2 separate regions of the Homo sapiens genome follow, and region 2 is linked to region 1. Evidence: chromatin contacts called from ENCODE Hi-C or POLR2A ChIA-PET data. All regions are on one chromosome and are shown on one strand. Each heading gives the region's core, a stretch centred on a gene start or an enhancer-like site at or near the end of the contact. The rest is flanking DNA. Distances are from core to core; before and after follow the strand shown.

Region 1 (3,449 bases), core at 704-3,203:
TAGAAGGTCCAGTTGAAAATCAGCTGTCCTATATACACCTTGTATACATTGACAGAAGAGTGTGTGTGTGTGTGTGTGTGTTTTCTGTAGAAAAAAATAATCATGAGAGTATTATTCCTTAAAGGAAGAAGAGTATCCTAAATGACTCATTCATTCTCTAGAAATTCCTTCCTCCCACCCTTTCATCACAAATCATTCATACCCACTTTCTTGCAAAAACAAACATGCTCAGTTAGTTGGGCCTCTGTTTAAACATTACCCTTTACCTGGCTCTTTGAACTAAAGTGCCAGGCCCTTTGCTTTAGGAATGGCTTATTTAGGATGGTGCAGAAAAGATGAGTGATTTCACTGTCCTGTGTGTGCTGAGAACCTGGCAGTCCTACTTTTCCCTCCTGGTGCAACGTGCCTTTATCTTTTGCAACACATGAATCCATTTTTCCTGGTTTCAGACTTCCCCTCCCTCCCCTTCTCACCCCTTGTTTGAAATAATATTTTATTTTGCCTTCCTGCTGGTTGGATTAGAGTGCTGGTCTCAATGCCATGACATTTCAGGCAGGAAATGGAGTTTTCCTTCCTCAGAGGGTGTTATATGACTCTGACTTCCATGACTTGAGTTGGGAGACGATACCATAGTTTCTGAATTGCTTTTTGGCTGTTCTGTAAAATAAGTTAGTGGAGAAGTTCTTGGAGTCTTAGAATTCATGTAGTTTGAACTTGTCATGGAGTTTTTTTTTTTCTTTTAATTAAATGAGAGCATGCCTGTTTGCTGTTTGATTCTGGTTTAACAAAGAATGGGGTATGGTGGTTAATGGACTTGATTGGGAGGGTGATTGAGGCAACCCTATTTTTACTCTTTAGTCTGCCTGGTGAAATATGGAGTTTTATTGGTTGAATATACCAGTTTATTTACCAATTTCTAAATATAAAATGAGTTTGTCTTTTTAAAATCAAAACCAAAAATGAGCTATTATGTAATTCTGGATAGAAGAAACAGTTCAACCAGTACATTCCACTTATGTACATTTCTGTTGATTGTGAGATAGAATAGTAAAAATGAAAAAAAAATACATGAAACAGAAGCTATATTTTCATAGTTTGTTATCAATAGTAGTAACAGGTATTTGCATTCTCCTTGAGTCTCACTCATCCCATCAGTGAATAATGCCTTGTCCTTGTGCAGTGTGTTAACATTTGCTTGCTTCTATGTCCCTGATACCTAGCATGATGACTGGCACATAATAGGAACTCAGTCAATATCTGTTGCATTTAAGAGCCATGCAATTTAATATGCCAAAGATGTCTTTGGGCTTCCCGATGTTTTACGACTTCAGTCTCTCATAAAAATGTAAGAACTTATCTGATGTGGTTGGTGATACCTACTTTTTAGACTATTATTATTGCTATGATCCTAATTATTTTAGGAACATTCCTCTAAAAATACTAAGGTTGCAGGCTTTAATAGGTTATGATTCATTCATTTATTAGGATCAGATCCTTTTTTTTTTTTTTTTTTTTTTGATACGGAGTCCTGCTCTGTCGCCCAGGCTGGAGTGCAGTGGCGCAATCTCCGCTCACTGCAAGCTCCGCCCCCCGGGTTCGTGCCGTTCTCCTGCCTCAGCCTCCCAAGTAGCTGGGACTACAGGCGCCTGCCACCGCACCTGGCTAATTTTTTTGTATTTTTAGTAGAGACGGGGTTTCACCGTGTTAGCCAGGATGGTCTCGATCTCCTGACCTCGCGATCCACCCGCCTCGGCATCCCAAAGTGCTGAGAGGATCAGATCCTTTCTAAATAATTGATTAGAAGCTACTTCCAAAACCTTCTTAGAGGGTTGACCCTTGCTTCCTCCCTCCCTCCTCTTTCCAACTCTCCTTCCCTCCCTCCCTCCTTCCTTCCTTTCTTCTTCTCCTTAAGATGCTGGTCTTTCTGGATCCCAGGACATGTATGCTACATGCACAGGGGGGCAGTACAACATTGTCATTAAAGCATGGGCTTTGCTTTAGATTCAGGCACACCTGGGTTCAAGTGCAGGCTTTGGCACTTACTAGTGGTGTGACATTATGCAAGTAATTTATGTGAGTCTCAGTCTTTTCACTTTTAAAAGAAGAAATAATGGTAGTGTCTACTTCATACAGTTATTGTGAAGAATGAATGATAATACAAGTAAAGTCCTTAGCACAGTGGTTAGCACATAATAAACACTCAGTAAATCTACCTGTGGTTTGGGGGCTGCCAGTTGCAGCATCTTCTGGTTTCTTACTTCCTCTGTCTCTCACCTGTACCACACCCAGATTATCATGGCATATTATTAATTCTTTCCATGCACAAAGGTCTTGCAGAAGGACCTCAATGGTTTATTACATCAGAGCACGCATAGTAGTGCAGATTCATATGTTCTGTCTCCAAATAGTAGATTACCATTGCCTTCCAGTGATGGCACTGTGTCCTTGAGTATTGGAAGAAAAAGGGAAGTAGCCCAAGTTCCTCCTTTGTGGATGACCTGGAGATACTCTCCTGAGTTTGACTGTAAGGTGAATCAAGAATATAGACAGGCATCCTTCATTGTTGGTCTTAATGCATGAGATGGATGACTTTATAACATGTAATGATGACCTAGGGTGAAGCTCAGATAGATTCAGAGGAAGACACAGACAACAGAAGTTGCAAACTGGTGGTCCACAGACATGCTTGGTTTGGCTTGAATAGTGTTTGAGGCAACAGTTTAAAACTGAAAAAAATCTTTAACTGCTGATCATGCCTTCCCGCATGCCAGCTACCGGTTGAGCTGAATGACAGATATTTCCTTTAGGTGGGGTGTGTGCTCTCTGTTCTGCCGCAGTCCCCACCATGCCCTGTTGCCCACCTCCCCCATGAAGACGAGTGACAGCTTTTTTGCTTTGCACTTGCACTGTTGTTTTTCCCACAGAGGGGAGATAATTCTTTGTTCTTTGTTTCTATCTGAAAGTAAAACTGCAAAAGAAAAAACCAAGAGCAACATAAGACCAAGTCTATTTTCCTTGGATTAAAGAATTTCTTATCCAGTTTCCCTAATTTTTCTTACTTACCGAGTCTCCGTAGACATTTGGGTCTGTAATCTCATAAACAGACATGGAAAAGGTGTCATTCTCCAAGATTATTCTATGTGGCTTTGGCCATATCTTTGTGTAAATGAAGCTCTTCTGAACCCGAACCATTGCATTGTCCAGGAACTGTTAGGAATTCATTTTCCCAGTAGCACTTTAGAAACAAAGGACCACTTCCCTTCCCTGGCACTTGCAAAACTCTTCTTGCAAGTGGATGGCAGCTGATGCTCCATTCCTTATCATTCCCCTTTGTCTCCTAAATAAGCATAAGGGGCAGGTTTCAGACACAGGCTTTGAGATTGTGTGTTCCTGTGGGTGCCTCAGCTCTTCTACTTTGAATTTGACCCTTAAATATACAGTAGTGTGGA
Region 2 (3,449 bases), core at 689-3,188, 210 kb after region 1:
CAGCTGCACCTGTCTCGGAAGAAGAGCAGTGACTCCAAGCCCCCGTCCTGCAGCGAGAGGCCCCTGACGCTCTTCCACACCGTTCAGTCAACAGAGAAACGTGAGTCTTTGCTGCATAGGGCCAGCGTGGCATTCAGGGACATCCCATGCTACCTGCACGGCTCAGGGTGGACACTTCCAGCTTTTCTCTGTGTGCTACTGGCTTTTTGTGTCCTTGAAGACTGTATCATTGTGCCCTCCCAAGTGCCTTTGCTGAGTAACCCTGATAGGACAGGAAGCAATATTATTGAGAATGAAAGAGAAGGGCTGCCATTGAGGATTCTCTTTCCAGATCACCTGTGGACAAACAGCTGAGTCTCTTTTCCTCCTGCTCCTACACAATAAGAGCTGAGCTCAGGCACTGCTTCTTAAGCTCCCCTTTTGTTAGCAATTCCCATAGATCCAGTGTCCTTTCCTTTTCTCGGTTGTAATGAAATACCCATTAGTGTGAGTCACATGCCCTACTAGAATGTGACTCTGTGAGGGTGGGACCTTGTACGGCTTGATCTTTTACTCCACCTTTCATGGTGCCTGGCATGGAGTCGACACCTAAAAATATTTGAAATTCATTAGTGAATTAATTAGGGAACAATACCTTACTTGTTCCAAATACCAGTGTGTTATCACCACAATTATATCACATCCGTTTTTCATCTCAGGATTTCTGAGTTCTTTGCAATGATCAGGTACTGACCCCTAAAATATACAGTATTGTTTCAGCCTTTGCTCTAAGAGAGCCTCCATTTGCTCATCTGTAAAATAGGGATAATAGGACCCACTCATAGGAAGTTATGCGAATTAAATGAAATTATGCATTTCAGCATCTGGCATAAGGCCTGGGACATGGCAAGGGCCAATTACTGAGAGCAGCTACTACCATTATTGGTTACCGTTTAATCACACACAGATAACCAAGGATGGTTCATTCATGCAGCTGACGTTTACACGACACCTACCAGGGACTGGGAATATAAGCATGGGACCTTGGCTTTAAGGAGTTCAAAACTGAGTAAGGAAGGTAGACAAGTGACTACAAATGTGAGTCAGCATCACAGCTGCTTCATTAGAGATATACACATTGAGAGAGGTAGCAGAACACAGTGGTTAAACACACTCTGGCCCCAGGTCGTCTGGGTGTGATTCTGCCTCTGCTGCTCATCAGCAGTGAGTGGCTTGGGAAGTTACCTAATATCTCAGGGCCCCATTCTCCTTTTCTGCAAAATAGGGTTGATGCTTTCTATTTCATGGGGTTGTTCTGAGGATTAAGGCCCTTCAAATGTTGCCAGGAGCAGAGTCAGTGCTCAGTAAATGCTGGGTGGTAATGGCACAGGTATTGCCATCATCATCATTATTATAACTCGTTTCTGTGAGGTACAGTAAAGGGACAGAGGCAGGACAGTGAGCTACTTTGCCTTGAAGAGGAGAGGCTTCATATCTGGATTGGTATCTTTCTTTTTGTCACCAAAAAGGTGCTTATTTAATCCCCTTGTATTTCTAAAGTAGTGGCCTTCCTTACCATAACTTCTAAAAGCAAACCTTCCCCATCCCAAAACCCTTACTGCACTTCAAGATGTCATTGAATCTCATCATGTGGCTGTACCTTGGTATATTTAGCATCATTCGGGTTGTTTCAAATATTTTGCTTTTATAAGTAAAGCTACTATTAACATCCTTGTAACTAAATCTGCTCTTTTTTCATGAACATTTCTTTAGATAAATTCTTAGAATAATTTCTAGGTCAACAGATATACAACGTTTCAGGACTTTGACCCTGTCCTGGGATTGGCTTTCCTTCTAACAGTAGCCTGTGTTCCTTTTAAATATCTGGCTGGGGTCATTCTCACTGTGGTCTGCACGTGGCCTGGGCCCCTGCGAGTGTACCAGGGAACACTTGGAACAGAACTGGCCTCACTCACACCTGCTGAATGAATGAGGCATCAGGCTATGGGGTAATGTGCTTCTCAGGTTTCCAGGACAGCCACGGTCACCTAATGTTTTGTACTTATCAGTGTACGGTGTAGATTAGGAGAGGCTAGACAGTATTGGTAAATTCCCTAAGCTTAAAATAGTGCTGGGTATGTGGTTAGAATGAAGCAGAAGCAGCTTTGGAATAGGCTTTAAAGCATTCTCTGGGAGCTCATAAGAATGAAGATGGAGATCAGGAGAAAATCAGCTAGATCTTTGTCCAAGATTAATTTTATCACACAAGGCAGAGGATGAAAGTTAAGGATGTGTGAAAGCAGGTCTGTCTCAGCTGCAGAGCAAGCTGCTCTGTCCATGTCTGCAGATGGTAGACAGGGGATGCAAAAGGAGAAGACAGTGAACAATAGGGCCTTTCTCTAAATGTTAGGAAATGCTCCCTGGAAACATGACCGGAGCATACAGATATGCTCAGATATTTGTAGGGAGCCTAACTTTCCCTCCTTTCTCAGAGAATAAACATTTTAACTGCAAGTCTGTGTGTTCTTTAACTGCAATTTATATGGGTGTCTGTGTGTATATATTGGTTTGTTTTAGAGACCCCTTTTTTTCTGCGAAGCTAGCATACTATCCAAACCGGCATGGAAGGCACCCTGTGGGGGGGCAGTGGGAGAGTTGACTGGGGAAGACTGAGCTAGGAGCTGGAAGGTTCTGCTGGGACCTGCTCCCTCCCAGGTTGTAATCCAGCCACCCGTCACTGTCGGGTGAGCAGATGATAATGCACTGTGAAGTTTTCACACACTTCACCTTTCTCTTTGTCTGGTCTATGGACAAAGACAGAAAACTTTATCCTAGCACTTTGCTGAATTTACTGTTTGGCATTAAAGTACAGGTAACGATTATGCAAATGTAATAATTTGTGAAAAAAGGTATATATTTCCATATAACAGTGATTTCAGTTTGAGGCCTCCTGACACACCTAGCTCAGTGCTTCCCAAATGCCAGTCATGTACATAACCCCTCATTCACCATTTGTGCCACAGCCACATAGCTCATGCACTGTGACTTATTTAATATACTTCTTTAAGTTAACCTTAAAGCAACTCACTTCTTTCCCTGGCTTCATCCTGATACATAAGACCTCTAAGAACACGACTTCAATGGTCTCACTGTATTATTCTCTAATATATGTTAAAATAAACATGTAACCATTAAGATGGAAAGTGGTCATCCATATCCCACCTTAGAATTATTTTGTGTCCCACTTGTGGAATGCATATCACTGTTTGGAATCCACAAACTGGCTTTTAATTTTGACTGACTTCCATCCTTCCTCTTAATTTAAGTATAGAAACTCAAGTTCCTTTCCTCCACTCAACTAGAATTGGGTTCAGATATTGTCAGTGGGCTGTGGACACTTGCCGTTCATGTCAGTTTCCTGCTGTGCCCTTTCAGTTCATAGTGACACCTGTCCTGGTTTGATGCGACCT

The links. A loop is a pair of places that touch in the nucleus more often than their neighbours do. ChIA-PET counts read pairs that join two places held with the same protein, here RNA polymerase II (POLR2A). Pooled maps may share reads with other maps.
Region 2: a loop to region 1 is called in a map of HepG2, with 36 times the contacts of the local background. The contact joins two enhancer-like sites. A Hi-C loop is called at or near these places in 2 of 168 maps with a recorded cell type or tissue (HepG2 and endothelial cell of umbilical vein) and 1 of 50 pooled maps. POLR2A ChIA-PET finds 5 or more read pairs at or near these places in 2 of 52 experiments (MCF 10A and activated T-cell).

The regions. Positions count from the first base shown.
Region 1 is chr5:142,922,363-142,925,811 of GRCh38, forward strand. The region is part of intron 10 of ARHGAP26 (Rho GTPase activating protein 26); the gene reads left to right. Among named protein-coding and RNA genes, the nearest start is that of ARHGAP26-AS1, 55 kb to the left of the region's middle. Within about 2 kb of position 1,954, at least 3 of the 41 ENCODE cell types and tissues checked have a DNase peak (open chromatin) inside an H3K27ac peak, as active enhancers do.
Region 2 is chr5:143,134,006-143,137,454 of GRCh38, forward strand. It overlaps ARHGAP26 (Rho GTPase activating protein 26), which reads left to right. Exons shown (of 23, transcript NM_001135608.3): 19 at 1-100. Among named protein-coding and RNA genes, the nearest start is that of ARHGAP26-IT1, 57 kb to the right of the region's middle. RefSeq lists a silencer at 970-1,079. Within about 2 kb of position 1,939, at least 4 of the 41 ENCODE cell types and tissues checked have a DNase peak (open chromatin) inside an H3K27ac peak, as active enhancers do.